Linked DNA regions of Homo sapiens: region 2 is linked to region 1. Evidence: chromatin loops called from intact Hi-C (ENCODE). Cell type or tissue: endothelial cell of umbilical vein. All regions are shown on one strand. Links, peaks and the distances in the headings refer to the core of each region. The heading gives the core; the rest is flanking DNA.

What was found. Peaks named below come from ENCODE experiments on the same cell type or tissue, not always from the same donor. Only the 100,000 strongest peaks of a DNase experiment are listed, where the experiment ranks them.
Region 2: a loop joins it to region 1, with 2.5 times the contacts of the local background. A loop is called at or near these places in 1 of 110 quality-filtered maps.

Annotation. Positions count from the first base shown.
Region 1 is chr4:101,415,721-101,424,501 of GRCh38, reverse strand. No RefSeq gene overlaps it. Among named protein-coding and RNA genes, the nearest start is that of PPP3CA-DT, 72 kb to the right of the region's middle. In endothelial cell of umbilical vein, for the core only: no CTCF peak of the experiment used is centred there; a DNase peak (open chromatin) is centred at 4,961.
Region 2 is chr4:101,254,697-101,261,586 of GRCh38, reverse strand. The region is part of intron 1 of PPP3CA (protein phosphatase 3 catalytic subunit alpha); the gene reads left to right. Among named protein-coding and RNA genes, the nearest start is that of MIR8066, 17 kb to the right of the region's middle. In endothelial cell of umbilical vein, for the core only: no CTCF peak of the experiment used is centred there; DNase peaks (open chromatin) are centred at 1,556 and 2,456; H3K27ac peaks cover 476 bases.

The DNA of each region.
Region 1 (8,781 bases), core at 1,900-6,899:
TATTTTATGAGGCCAGAATCATCCTGATCCCAGAGCCAGAGGAAGACATCACAAGAAAAGAAAACTGCAGGCCAGTACCTTGGATGGACATTGATGCAAAAATCCTCAATAAAATGCTAGCAAACCAAAATGAACAACACAGCAAAAAGATTATATATCATGAACAAATGGGATTTATCCTTGGGATGCAGGGTTGGTTTAATGTATGCAAACTAACTGATATGCTACACCACATTAACAAAATGAAAGATAAAAATAATATGATTATCTCAATAGACTCAGAAAAATCATTTGCTAAAGTTCAATATCCTTTTATGATTAAAAAATATTCTCAATGAAATATGTATAGAAGAAATTTTTCACAACATAATGAAGTCCATTTATGAACAATTTCACAGTTTACATCATAATAAATTACAGAAAACTGAAAGCTTTTCATCTAAGATCTGGTACAAGGCAAGGATGCCCACTCTCACAATTTCTAATCAGCACAGTACTGGAAGCACTAGCAAGAGCAATCAGACAAGAAATAGAAATAAAAGACATCCAAATCAGAAAGGAAGAAGTAAAATTATCCATTTGCAGATGACATAATCCTGTATGTAGAAAACTCTATAAGTCTCCACCTACGTCCACACACAGACTGTCAGAACTAATAAATTAGTTCAGTAAAGTAGCAAAATACAAAATCAACGTGGAAAATGTGTAGCATTTCTTTACACTTACAACAATTTATCTGAAAAAGAAATCAAGAAAACTATCCCATTTACAATGTCAATGTTAAAAAATGCCAAGAAAATCTAAAAAACTGTTCTTGATTACGGAGACTAAAGGGATGTAATCACTAAATGCAGTTCATGATACTGGTTTGGATACTGAATCAGGGAAAAAATATTATGCAGGACATTATTGGGATAATTGACTAAATTTGATAATCGACTATATATTAGACAAAAGCGTTTTATCAATATTGATTTGTCTAATTTTGCTAACTGTACTATAGTGATGTAACAAAATGCTCCTCTTGTAAAATATGTAATAAAATTTTTAGGAGTAGTGGGACACAGTATCTATAACTTATTGTTAAATAATTCAAGAAAAAGTAGATAAAGCTACTGTGACAACATATTCACAATAAGTGGAACCGAAATTGAGTGAAGCATATAGAGAATTTCTCTGTTCTACTCTGACAATTTCTCTGTAAGCTTGAAATTATTTCAAAATAAAATGTTTTTTAAAAAGAATTCCAATTCTACATAAATTTATCTGAAAAGCAGAAAATGAGTTAACAATCTCTCAGTATTAGCATAACTTCATATTTTAGTGTTAGCGTAATTTCAAACTCAAATTTCAGAAATGGCAGGAAGAAAAAGGGAAATTACAAACCAATTAATGAAAGTGGATTAAAAATTTTCTAAACAAGAAATCCAGAAATATAGAAAATATAGAAAAGGATACTATTAAATATATTGTGACTAATCAATTAATGCAATTTACCATATCCACAGGGAAGCAGAGGAAAATCAAAGTCTTATCATTACATGACAGAAAAGATAAAATTTAACTTTGTTCCATGATATAAATTCTCAACAAACTAAGAACATGGAGAGACTTTCTTTAATTCCAGCTCAGGTTGACAATCCCTTTCCAAGTGGTTATTGTAAATCTCTTACTTTTAAGAAAAAATGGTCTGTTTGCAAATTTTTCTGCTTCCTTAAAGTGCCAGTTTCATTATGTGGCACTTTGCACATGTGACTCCATTTTGGTTTGGTCTGTTCGGGCCTAGTGTATGAGCTCACTCCAAAATAATGTCCTCTCATTATTTTATTTAATGGATTCTTACCTTCACCATATGCAAATATGAATTCCCTAGGGGTAAAAAGCAAATAAAAACACATAATTAACAAATAAAATATTAATATAGGCTATATCTTCATAACTTCGAGGTAGGGAAACATTTCTTAAACAAGTACAAAAAGCAATATTCATAAAAGACAAAGGTTGATAATCTGGACTAAATTAAAATTAAGAACTTTGTTTTTCAAATGACACCTAAAATGAGTAAAAACACAAGACAAAAAGTGGAGGACATATGTACAACACATTTAACCCATAGTTACTTGTATCTGAATTACATACAAGTTAATAATAAAAGGAAAAATACATGATAAGAAAATGGGAAAAGAATATGAACCAGCAATTTACAAGAGGGAAAATCTAAATTGCTAAAAATATACAAATATGTTCAATTTCACTGGTAAAATAAAAATGCAGATTAACATAACATGATGGCATTTTAAATTTCAAAATAAAACATAAATTATCATAATATTTACCTACACTTTGAAAATATATATGCACATATATGTGTATCACATAGCTGTTATTATTATACCTATTACAAAGCTCAGAGCAGAAAAACTCATCCAGTTACACATTTAACATGCTACAATAATCTCACCAATTAATCACTGCTTAGATACCTCCAGATATAAGGAACTCAAAAAAATTCATCTAATCTTTGAACAGCTCAGGATTGGAAAGTTATTGCTTTTCTTATTTTGCTGTGATTGATTACCTTCAGTTTTGAATGAACATTTGTCTTCTCATTCTTTTCTCCACTTGAATTTTATCTTATCCCTATAACCAGGCAAATTCTTTTTTCTGAACAAAATACTTTATAAATTAGAACCATCCAGTAATAGCAAAATTTAATTCAAGACATGGTAGCCTTCTAGTACTAGAAGTATACTAGCACATGATGAATTATCATTTTTCACCATATTATGAAAGGTCATATGCATTAAATGACTTCCTGAGAGACATTTAAGATTGGGTTTCATCCAGGCAATAACTAAAATTCCTTACATTATTTCCTGGGGAAAGCAGCCGCAGCTGGATGTTGCAGCAATGGCAATAGCTTGAAGGGAAGAAACAGGGGACAGCCCTGGTGCCTAATGACCAAGAAACTCTACCCAGCCTAGGACTTGCTCACTGCTTATGTATGTATGAGAATTGGCACTCTAAGACTTAGAGCTGTGCTGTACAACAGAGAACCACTAGTCATATATGGCTATTAAATATTTGAAACGTGGTAGTAAAAATTGAAATGTGCTATATGTATAAAATACATACTGAATTTCAAAACAATACAAAGAATCTAAAATCTCATTAATAATTTTTATAACGATTGATCATAAGTTGAAATAATATTTTGGATAGCTGCATTCGATCAAATATTTAATATTTACAGTATTATAAAATCAATTTCATCTGTCTCTTTTCACGTTTTAATGTAAATACTGAAAAATTTTAAATTCTATATGTCTCACGTTGTATTTCTGTAGGGCAGCACTGCCATAAAACCATAGTAGAGTTCACAATCTGGTACTCTGTAAGATGAATACTGCTCATGGAAGTATTTTGTTTATCTTTTGCAATATTTTTTAAATTTAAACTTAATTGCCAATTTTGAAAAAATCATCAATATTTTAATTAAACTTAGATTTTATAGAATTATTTAATTTTACTTTTCTTGGAAATCCAAGAGATCAGGCATTTCTTGGGCTGTTTTAATACATGGCACCAATTGTTTGGAGTGGAAGAGCTGCTGACTCATTTTTAGACCAGATTTTCCACTTTACCATGGTCCCCAGCATTTCCTAATGCTAGTTTTTACTCACTTCAACATCTGCATTTAGCTGTTACCTACTTAAGTACTACAGACTTTTGAATTTGTAAGCCCTTCCCTTTAATATTTTAGCATTCAACTTAAAAATGAATAGAAGATTGTTGCTTTGTTTTGGGGATAGAAAAAGTAGATTTTAGTGATACAGACAGTCCCTGACTTAACAATAGTTCAAATTAACAGCTTTTCAACTTTAGGATGGTGAAAAAGCTATATGCATTCACTAGAAACCTTACTTCAAATTTTGAATTTTGATCTTTTCCTGGACTAGCAATATATCCTAAGATACTCTCACAATACTGGACAGCAATAGAGAGCCACAGTTCCCTGTCAGTCACAGGATTAGGAGGGTAAACAACTGATACTCTTCAGCGTACTGTGTTGCCAGATGATTTTGCCCAACTGCAGGCTAATATAAGTGTTTAGAGCATGTTTAAGGTAGGCTGAGCTATGAGGTAGGCGAGCTGTGATATTTTTCGGTTAGATGTATTAAATGCACCTTCAACTTAAAGATATTTTCAACATACAATGGGTTTATTGGGAGGTTAATTCCATTGTAAGTCAAGGAGCATCTGTATATTATTCCACTGGCCCATTTCTGACTCAGGTGTTAAAAAGTAGAAATCTAAATTGGCATGTGGAGAAAACACATGTACAAATAATTGTTGCCAATTAAATTAGTTGGTTAAATGAATTAGAAGAGGTTTCTCACTCACTTGCTGAAACAGAGGATTTTGTTCAAAATGTGTATGAGGATCCCACATCCTGAGATCAATTGGAAGTAGTGATGCCTGTGTTAACTAGAAGAGAATTCAAGAGTAAGTGGTTTGTTAATTCTTGAAGAGAAACCAAATGGCAGCCCCCCGCAAGCCTTAGAAACAAAAGTCAAAGGAAGCTACAAAGCAGAACAAACAAAGAAACTTTAGGGAGGTGGTGCCCAAAATCAGAGACGCCTTCATTCCCCTTTGATAATCAGTGTATAATGTGGCCACCAGTGGAGACCTAATACTACCAAATATACTGGCATTTACAATTACTTATTCAAGATAATAGTCCTTTATATACTCTGTCCTTCTCAGCATTAGATTCTCCTAATTACCAGTTGGCCATTTAGAGAGCTGGTCTTTCAAAAAAGGCACAATTGCACGTTGTTTTTTAGCTCAGCACTCTTCCTGACAGAATTATTGAGGAAGCATTATGCAAATCTATTGTTTACCAAAGCCATAAAACCATCTGGTCCTAGAGGTTCATTTTTTGTAGCTGACTTCTGGAAACCAGCGTGGGTTTAACTTCCTCTGTCCTTCCTATTCTAGCTGCCAAGCCACTGTTGACAAAACACAGGTGTTTTAAGTTACTCATTTTTGACTGGGCTTTTTATCGAGACCCTTGTTTTACTTAACTTTGTTCTAGTTTCTGTAAGATCACTTTATCTTCAGGATTTCCATGACTCAGTCAGTTTCTATACTTTCATATAGGCTTCATTTGAAAACCTTCTGAGTATTTCCAAATGTAGTCAAATACAAAGCGCGTTTGTAGGAAGCCATAAAAATGACCTGGGTAATATAACCAGGGGACATGGCCATAACATTCAGATGGCAGCATCTAGGTTTCCAAAATCAGCTCATGCTCCTACTTATACATCCATACATTTTGAATAACAGTTACCAGGAAATCTAAGATTTTGTTGCTGTTGAGTAGGTTGAATAAGTGAATTTAATTTTCAAGATCACTACATAAAATTATGCTCTTTAATTTTCTTTAATATGTGATTTTTGGATACTTCTTTTAACATATCACTGTTCTTTAATATATCACTATTATTCCAAATCACAGCAAATTCTGCCCTTACTTAGGGTGTGGAATTATATTTCCGCCAACAGAATTTCTCCAATATGATCTCCAGAAGGTGAAGTATATCATAGCTATCATAGCATAGAAGCTGAATGATGTCACTTTTAGGCACTAAATACCCTAATGGAGGGCAGCTGTCAGTTTCCAGCAGTTGGGGATGCCCTCTAATCTTCATACAATCTATATAACCATGAGCAGGAAGCAAAGGGAAGTTGTTTCAGTGATGTACACAAGTAAAGAGGTACATGCTACAATATTTTCTATGACATAAAATGTTACCAACACCTAAGGGCTTTTAAGACCATTGTAAACAATGTCAGATTCACTGCATTGTCCAAGTACTAGTAGAATAGATTGAACTTTCTGTGTGTCTGGATAGTTGCAAGTTAGACCAGAGAAGGAATTCTGGTGGCTTTTTGAGATAACAAAGACAGACAATTTTTAATATAGCATTAATACCCGTTATTTGATTATGATCTTTTTCACGAGTCCCCCTGTTTTACCATTTTGGCTAAATGAGCTCAGTTATTTGAAATCCCTAATGCCTAGTATTTTCTTAAATTGTATAACCTGTGTTATATACTAAGCTTATTATGAGTTGCTGACTTAAAAAGGGAGTAGGAGAGCAATACAAAGATGTGAACTTTGGTTAAAGTCAGAATCTTAGGAGTTGCCATTAGCTAAAAAAAGAAATAGTGGGAGGAGGATGTGGCTCTTTGCTCAAAGACTTATAGCGCTTTTCTGGCAGCCACATCCTGCCTGTGGCTAGGTCAACCCAAGTACCACATCTTACTGTTTTCTTGAATGATAAAACATTGTCTACAATTGAAGGGGCCTCTCTTTGCAATAAATCAATCTGATTACGAAAGGTTAATAAACATTTAGGGCTATAGGAAACTTGGGGCTTTGAGCTTTGCAAACATCATATATATGTGAAAATGTATGTAGCCAAGATATTTATTGATAATTTAAAAATATGTCATTATAGAAGACAACTTGGAAAAATACATAAATGTGGAAAGAAGAAATTTAAAGCTACCTCCTCTGATGTATTGAGAATAGCATTTATTTCTGCTAGTACATATGTATGTGCGAATGTATATATATGCACATATAGGAATGGTTTTGATTTTACAAATATGTATGTACTCATGTATTTACAAATGGAAAAATATTATCTGTAATTCACATATGATCATACTAAATATACATAATTGTTTTTCTTTTTATTTGCTTAATATTATAAGCATTTTTCCATGTTAAGTGTTCCTTGAAACACTGACTGCCTGTGTAATATTTTATTACATCAATGATTCTCAAACATTAGCATGTATCAAAATTAAGTGAATACTCTTATTCTACCAAATCGTCTTTGCTCCTCAGTATATTTCTATGTTATAAGTTGTTAGTCAAACTAAAGTCTTATTTCAGTTTACATTTCTTTCATTACTGATGGCAGCAGCCACCCATCTAGAGTGGCTCCCGCTATGACACTGGCTGCTGAGGCACTCCAGGGATCCTGCAGGAGTCAGGAATAGGAAGAAACCCCTCCCCGTTCCAAGTTGGAGGGATGGGATCCCTGCCCTCCCAGGCACACCTGCACCTGCAGGTGGCTACAGACCTGGGCATCTCGGCATTCTCGTGGGCCAGGAAGCCCCCCCTGCTCCCACAGGATCGGATGTGCCTGCTCCTGCTGACTGGCGTCTCCCCTCTCCTGGTGCCTGCTCTAGTTTCACAGCAAAGTTGTGGCCAGACCCAGGCGCTGTCATGTGCCCACTCCAATTTCAGAGAAAAGTTGTGGCCCAGCCCAGATGCTGTCATGAGCCAGCCAGGTATGTGAGTGCTGATACACCAGCTCCCTGCTGCCTCACCTCCCTCTGGACTTAGGGTGCCAAGGAGCACAGGAGGGAGGCCAGGGTGGGGCTAAGGGCAGCTCAGCATGGGCCCTGCAGGCACCCCTTAGCACAAACAGCCTGGACATGGTAGAGGGCATGTTAATGGTGGCAGGAGGCAGATAGGCTTCTGGGCAGATACAAGTGGGTCCCTGGTGAAACCCCACCTTCAGGACAGGGATGGCCTGAGGCCTGGGGTCCAGGCTGCCAGTTCAGCAGACCAGAGCCAGAAATTATGGTGCTTTTTCTGGGCCCACCCATAGCTGCCCATGGACCAATCAGCATGCACTTCCTTCCCTCTGAAGCCCATAAAAGTCCTGGACTCAGCCAGATTCAGGCAGATGAGAGGCTACCTGCCTGTGGAGAGAAGCTATGCACTGTGGGTCTCCTCTCTAATGAGAGCTGAATACTCATTGGGATGACTTGCCTGCAGAGAGGGTGTGCCTACCATGGGTCTCCTCTGAGCTATTCTATCACTCAATAAAGCACCTCTTGGCTTTGCTCTCCCACCACTTATTCACATACCTCATTATTCCTGGACGCAGGACAAGAACTCAGGACTCGCTGAATGGTGGGGATGAAAGAGCCATAACACAAACAGGGCTGAAACACACTCCTTGCTCACCAAGTTGCGGGTAACAAGGAGGAAGACAGAAGGAGAGAAGAGCTGCAGCCCTTCAGGGAGCCCAGACCTAGGAGCTCCCCAAGCCAGGGCTGTGACCTTCTTTGGGGCTCTGCAGTTCCTGGTGTCTCCAAGCTTCCAGGTGCCACTGCATTTCCTGGTGCCAGCCGTGGAAGCTACTTGCCATATATCTGGTCCAGCCACAGCCTTGCAGGGAACAAGCACCCGTGCCAGTGCCTGGAGCTGCCTGCCCCACCACAGCCGGCATGCCTGGTTGTGTGCAGTGGCCAGACCCCACCCTCGCTCACTCATACACCCCTTGCTTGGCTTGCCCTTGGCAGGTGTGGGATCCAGGCCAGTGGCACAAGCCAAATGCAGCCTGCCAAGCTTGGTGGGCAGAATGAGCCCAGCAGGCCAGAGCAAAACTCGAGCAAAGGCTCCACCAGCCACAGAGGTTTCTGGCCAGAAAAATGACACCGCAAGAATCCTGTGACATTACCAGTGAAGTGAAATAGTTTATCACATTTTAAATATCTGTTTGAAAGAATGATGAGCAAAATTCTATGGCTATTTTCTTCAAGCTGTAGGGGGCTTAAGATTTTTCTTACCTGTGTCTAGGAAGCCTTTATATTTTCAGGAGATGAGCCTTTTTTTTGGTCATATTTGCTATAAAATTTTTCTTACTTGATTGCTCTTTACTCATTTGCTGTTTTTAATAGTAATAGTTT
Region 2 (6,890 bases), core at 1-5,000, 160 kb after region 1:
TTTTTCAGACTGATTTGCTGAAAAGAGTTAACTGTGGTGTTTGCAAATGCTTTGGAAGAAATGCAGATGTTTGGAAAATGTCTTTTAAAAATCTGGAAGTTGTAAATATTATGCAGCAATAATGTTACATTATGGTAGACAGAATATCTTGTTACAAATACTAAAGAGTAAAGAAATTTATATTTTTGCTCCAGATTTAAGGATTTGAGTCTGGAGTGCTCAGTGCTAGATATGTTGCCTTCTTTTATGGTATTTTCTACAATACCATACTTTCAATACTGTGATTGAAAACTGACTATACTTCTATTACAATTCTTGAAGGAGTTTACCTCTGATATGCTGTAAGAGTCTCATCTCCACCATTTGTTTTAATCTTGGTCAAATGATTTAGTTAGCCAGACCTCAGCTCCTTATTTCTAGGAGATATGAATGGTACCTACCTGATGCAGTTTTATGGAAATTAAGTAAAGCAATACACATAAAGTGTTTAGCTAGAGACTGCTATATAGTAAATGCTCAACAGAAGTTAGTGATGATGTTACCTTGCTTGTGGAAGATCTTGTCAAAAAATCATTTGTTCTTTTGCCATTGGCTTGTGCTTTCTCTGTGAAAATGATACCTCTAACCCCTTTTCTTTTGTATCCTTTCTTTTAAGAACTCATTTATTCCCTGGGACAGTGGAAGTAATTAAGTGATTTACTTTAGTGGAACTTCCTTCTAGCTTACTCCAGATAGAAGTAACCAGAAAGTAGGTGACAATGTTAATTAGAAAGATAAATTAATACCTTTTATGTGGATAATTTACCTGATGATAATGACTGAGAAATCATTGTGAGATTGTCAGAGGGCAGTTTATAGAATGAATTACTTTTGATGAACGAAGGTTGCTTTTTCAGGGGCAGAAGATAGTTTGGACTTACATTTTAGAGAGAGAGGGAAAGTTACAATATGCTGCTGGCATTCATCGTTTAGTTAATAATTTGGCTCATCAGGGCTGAAACAGAGTTTGCATTTTTTGATGAAGGATCATTTAATATAAAGGCTTATTTAGATGACCTATTGTCATTCCATAGAGATCTTGGGTATTTCCATATGGACTAGAATGGTGCTAGGAAGTAAAAGATTTTCTGGGAAATCAGATGTGCTATTTTAAGGAATGATTTTATCAGGTCATTTAAATTTTGTGCTAGACTTCCAATATTTTTGTTTTGTTTTGATTACGAAGTGTTCTGTAAGACCAGAAAGGAAGCCAGCATGTTAAGAAAGTTTTAAAGTTATTATATTTCTGATACTGCACGTATACAGACACACACATACAAACACACCATTTCTTTTCCATCTCTGAAAATCTAAGGTAAGATTTAAATTACAGACAGTATGAAATCCTGTGATGCCAAGATCTTTATTAGAATAGCAGTTTGCACCTTTGTCGTTGATACGATTTGCCCCGTATTCAGAAGCCTGTGCAGCTGAAGATGAGTCATTAAGAGAAACTGGAATCAGTAAAACTGCATTTTACAATAATGCTTTCTAAACTGGTCACCTTGCTAAAATTGGATGAGGCTGAAGACAGCAGTTTCTGCCTTGAAAGGAAGGAGTAATTACTATTAACATTGGTCAGGAACTTTCTTATGTTCGTGCCTTGACAGCTCTTAGCACTTTATTTAAACATATACTTTGGAAACAGGTTGTGTGGCTTGCACAGATTTTAGGGGCATGAAGCTGATAAAGTGGGAGCATATTCACAATATACCAGTGTAAGAGAAGAGAGCGTGTGGCAGAAGATTGACAACTTATTTTAATTTGCCAGTCCAGATCTTCTGTTCTGATGGAAAGTCAACATCCTTTAGGATGGTGTGTGTGTGTATTTTAGTCCAAGGAATCTAAAACAACTTTCAGAATTTGTAAATTTTCCTGAACATAATGATTTCAATGTGACACTATAAATAAATCTGGCTTATAATGATGTACTTTATAATCCTGACCAGGTTACTTTTACGTCATGCCAGAAACACATTTTTTAAGCTAGCACTTAGAAATATTACTTTTAGCTCCAGAAAATAAATTATCTGGTACAAAAAAGAACAAAGTTTTGACCTGTAAGGAAATGGTGCCCACTGTGGGGACTGGTCTGTGGAGTGGAGGGCAACTGAACTTACTGGGATTTATCGATCTCCTTGGTGATCGTGGTCCATGTGGCATCCAGGCTCATTGTGGATGCTTGCTTGCTTGCTGAATGAATGAATGATTGCCTTCCTGTCAACTGGGAAAGGAGGAAGAAAACCATGAAATTGAAAACAAACGTGTTTAGCAGTAAGATTCCTATCCGCTGGGTTCATGACCCATGTTCTGACTAGTTATCACAATTGAATTTATCTCAAGGACACATGAGAGGAAACCGTTGGTATGTGGGGGGTGGCTGGAGAGGAATGATGATAGAGGAGGAAAGTACTTGTAGTGTGACTTTCCTCAGAGTCAAGAGAAGGAAGTGCTTGCAGCAATAAAAGTATTTAAATATAAACTGAAGAACACCTCTGGTTCTTGTTTTTGGTAGATGGAGAAACCCAGAGCAGAGCTGAAGAGGTGTCATCTGCTCTCCAGATGGAGTCAGCTGACAACTCAGAAGCAGAAACCAGGTCTTCTGACTCTGGGCAAATGTTAGATGCTCCCTTTAGTAGCAGGAAGACCTGGGTGGAAATCCTGATTTGGAGTGTGGTTTGTTGGGCTTCAACAGTTCACTTGTCTGGTTTCTCCTAAAAGACATTTGATTTCACAGATGTTTAATTTCTTTTGGGAAAGGAAACTGGACTTCATTGTCAAGCTTGAGAGAAGAGCCAGGCTTACCATTTCTCCTTTCTTTCTGAGTTTTAGCAAAGGAAGTCTCAAGCTCTTCAGGTAAAGAGATGAGGACCAGGAAATGGGTGGTGGTAAAGGAGTAGTTTAGCTCAGTAGTAGGTAAACAAGAAAGAGAAAAAAATTCAAAGGAATGAAAAATTCCTCAGGAGGATTATGGTTTTGTGTTAAAGTCACACATTTCTTATCAAAGCAGAGATCATTGATTAGCTAACTCTAATTTAGATAGTATTTACTGTTTCCAGTTGGAAAGTTAGTGTCTAAAACATTGAGAGATTTGAGGGAACATATAGGTTATCTTCTTGTCCAAGAAGAAGACTCAGGTGTGGACAGTGCAGCTGCCTCTTGTCCAGCCCTTCTCTTTCCTTTTGCTTGCTAGTGGTTCATTGGCTCATCAGAAAATTTGGGCAAGTTGACCTTGAGGGATCTAGACCATAGTTTCTTACCTCAGTGGTAATCCATTTGGATAGTTCCTTAAGAATCCTCTACAATGTCCACTTTCTTCGTGATGTTTTCCTTAACTTCTGTATTCTATAGTTTTGACCATCAATAAGTTTATGATAATTTTGTATTTATACTTCAGATTTAGTGTTCTTGATTAAAGTCAAGACTTTTTTGATAACTGGTTGTGTATTGTTTTGGATGCTTTACTACTACTGGAATTGTGCTTTATTTTGAGAATCATTTATGTATATATTTGTTTTTGCAGCAGATAGTTTTTGGACACCTACTTATTTCAGGGAATTTTTTTACGTTTCCCTGCCTCTGGACAAGTAGGACATAATGTTAATAAATTTGTTTTGAACACAGTTTCATTTGCTAACATGGTTTTAAGAGAAATTATTTTTGGTCACGTTTTGGAAACAAAGATAATACCTTTAGAATTGTCCACATTGATGATAGAGAGACAAATGTAAAATGTTCCTGAGTATATCCTAAATACAAATAATGCGTATTCAGTAACTAATGTTGTTGGGCTAAAAATAAACAAATAGTACATTTATGGTAAGCTTGACACCTTTCACACAGCTGTTAACATTTTCTCTCATCTCTGTGTAATGTTCTGTATGTTTCATGAATGAAGAGGTACCTCATCCAACATAATAAAATTAAGTAGCACTTTATAGAGCATGCTACATGCCAGGCATTATTCTAAATATTTTACACATTGATTATTTTAATAATCAGAACAACACTATATGATAAATACTTTAAATATATTAATATATTAAACCATTAGTCTCTGATTTAAATACTTATAGGTGAGGTTAACACAGCCTATAAACAAATATTTGTGGACTTCAGAACAAACTGAAAGCAGGTTCTAAATGTCAAATAAAATGGCTTATAATATGTCCATTGGATCTGTCACTGAATGTGGAATTCTGAAAAAAAAAAAAAAAGTCTCATACATGTAGATGGAGACCTCTATCTCCCTAATCCAGGGTGGAGGTAACTAACCAACCCATTTCTTTAATATTTTTCCTTTTGGAACTTTAATATATCTTATCCTTATTAAACACCCCTTCACTAGAAGAAGACATCAAAACTAAAAGAATCAGGAGTAAACAATAACATGGAAGTATTTAACATGGAAAATTAACTTGGAGCTTAGTGTATGATTTGGAAACTCAGTCTCAGAAACGTTAAGTGACCCATCCAAGGTCACATAGCAGAACTAGAATGAGTTCCATAATAAGAAATACTAAGATTCTAATCCCACCCCTTCCCTACTTGGGCAACCCTGGCGAAGTTAATCTTTCACAGCCTCAGTTTCTTCAAGCGTAAAACACATAGCAATGATAAAACTTACTTTACAGCATTAATGAGAGTGTTAAACAAAATAATATACTTGAAACTATCTAGTTCAGTGCTTTACTTCATAGATGGGAAACGTTAAATGCTTATTTTCTTTTGTCCTCACCATCTCTATTAGTCTATTGGTGACTGAATCTGCTACCTAGGAATACAACCCTAACATTACAGTGCTTCTCAGGGAACCAGAAAATCCTACTTGTAAACATTCCCAAAACATAAAGCTGTTTCATATTAGGTCTATTGACTCCTTCCATCATTAAAACTCTGCAATCATCATATCTCAGTTTAACTTCATCAGACTTCTTAATAGTCATTTAAATGGAAATTTCTATTGTAGATATGGTTTATTTGGTATCAGTGAGTACTAACAGTAGTGAGCAGGCAGCCTTGCTAGCCAAATATTTGCCTTTGGAGTTGGCCAGTGATTTTGATTGCTTTAAAGTACATGTAGTTACATTTCTGGCAGGTGGGTATTTACCATTTCTAGCAATGTTTATGTACCATCATGTAATTAGCAACCTGTTGTAAATCATCCAGCCAGTGATGATTTGCCAGAATGAACAATAGCTGAGATTATGCATTGCTGACTTTGCTATTGTAACCCAAAAGACAACATCCTTTTTCCTGGTTGGTAGGAGTCTCTTCAGACATTAGATGATTTTTAAAAAGTTAACTCTATAGACTCTGACTCTATTCAGAGAGCAAACTAATATAGCATTTTTATTGTGCTAATAGCAAATCTCTATTAAGAATTCATATATGTACCTTTGTTACGTTTTGTAATATGTTTTCAATAAAAATCTTGATGTAAGAAGAGTGGTGAATAGAACATCAGCACCCCTGTTCAGGGGCAGAAAAGAATATAAATTGTTAGGGATACTGGTAATCCACCAATTACTTTAACTATCTAATGACCATAGTTTAGGCAAAAGAGAGAGGAAAATGATTTAAAATTATTCATTATCGTATTTAAAAAATGGAGGAGGAAGAGAAAGGTGAGAACAGTAAAGTAGATTTGATGCTTATTTAATGCCTCCCTTGTGAAAAAATAACATTAACACAGAACCAACAGTGATTATGGTAACAAAACAAAGTAACAAGCTAAACATGCTTATATTTTAGTACACTTTTGAACAAAGTATTTAAATGTGGCACTACAGAGAAGTGTAAGATATAAAAATAAGAGGCAATAAATACATCTTCAATTACTTAATTTTTTAAAATTTCACTTTTAGAGGATTAACATTAAAATAATAGACTACTTTTATAGTTGCAGAATTTACTTACTTTTGGTTGACAATAAGATGTTAGAATTGTTTTTATTAATTTTAAAATAAAATTTTTAAGAATGTGATAAATATAATAAAATATTAGAGAGGAGGGTCTGTATCTTAGTTTGATTTCTATCTCTGTTGTTGCCCTTCTAGTGCACATCTTTGTATATCATAAGTGCTAGTGAACAATTTATGTTAAACTGAAAAATGTAAAAACTGAAAACGGGAAACTGTAATTTTCACTTGCAAGTAGCGCATGTAAATAACATGGAGACATTACGTTGTTTCCTTTTTAAAAAGCTAACGACAACAGTAGCGTATCTCTTTCTTACTGGTGAAATAAGAAATTAGGAAGATTTTGTAAGAGATGTTTTAGTGGATAGGCTTCTGAATATGGATTTGCAGTGAATTAGGGCAGAGTAATTCCCAGAGAGGAGAAACAAAATTGGAAGTCACAAGGGATAGGCTTTCTCATTTCAGTGATTTTTAAATCTGTAACATTTGAAGTTTTCTGTTTCCTCAAAGAAAAAAATAAGAGGAACTTTGTCCTGTATAACTTTACATCTTGTCCTGGGACTCATGCTTCTTTTTTTTTTTTTTTTTTTTGAGACGGGACTCATGCTTCTTATGTTTATTGTATTGTCATGATAAGGCATCCTTCGTTCACATACTACTCATTTCCTGTTAATTACATACATACGAGGTCCTGTCTTATGCATGGTGGAAAATAAAAAGATTAATTGGACACAGCGTTTACTTTCAAGAATGTAGTAGTTTAGGGAGAGAATCAAGCTAAGGTCATTAAATGTTGGTTGAGTGGCTGAATAAAGCAATTTATAGACAATCATAGTGACTATAGGAGCAAAATTTTTCAAAGGGCAAGACACAAGATTTAACATTTAGAGTAATGAGGGAAGAGTCAATTAATACTGCCTTATGGTATTA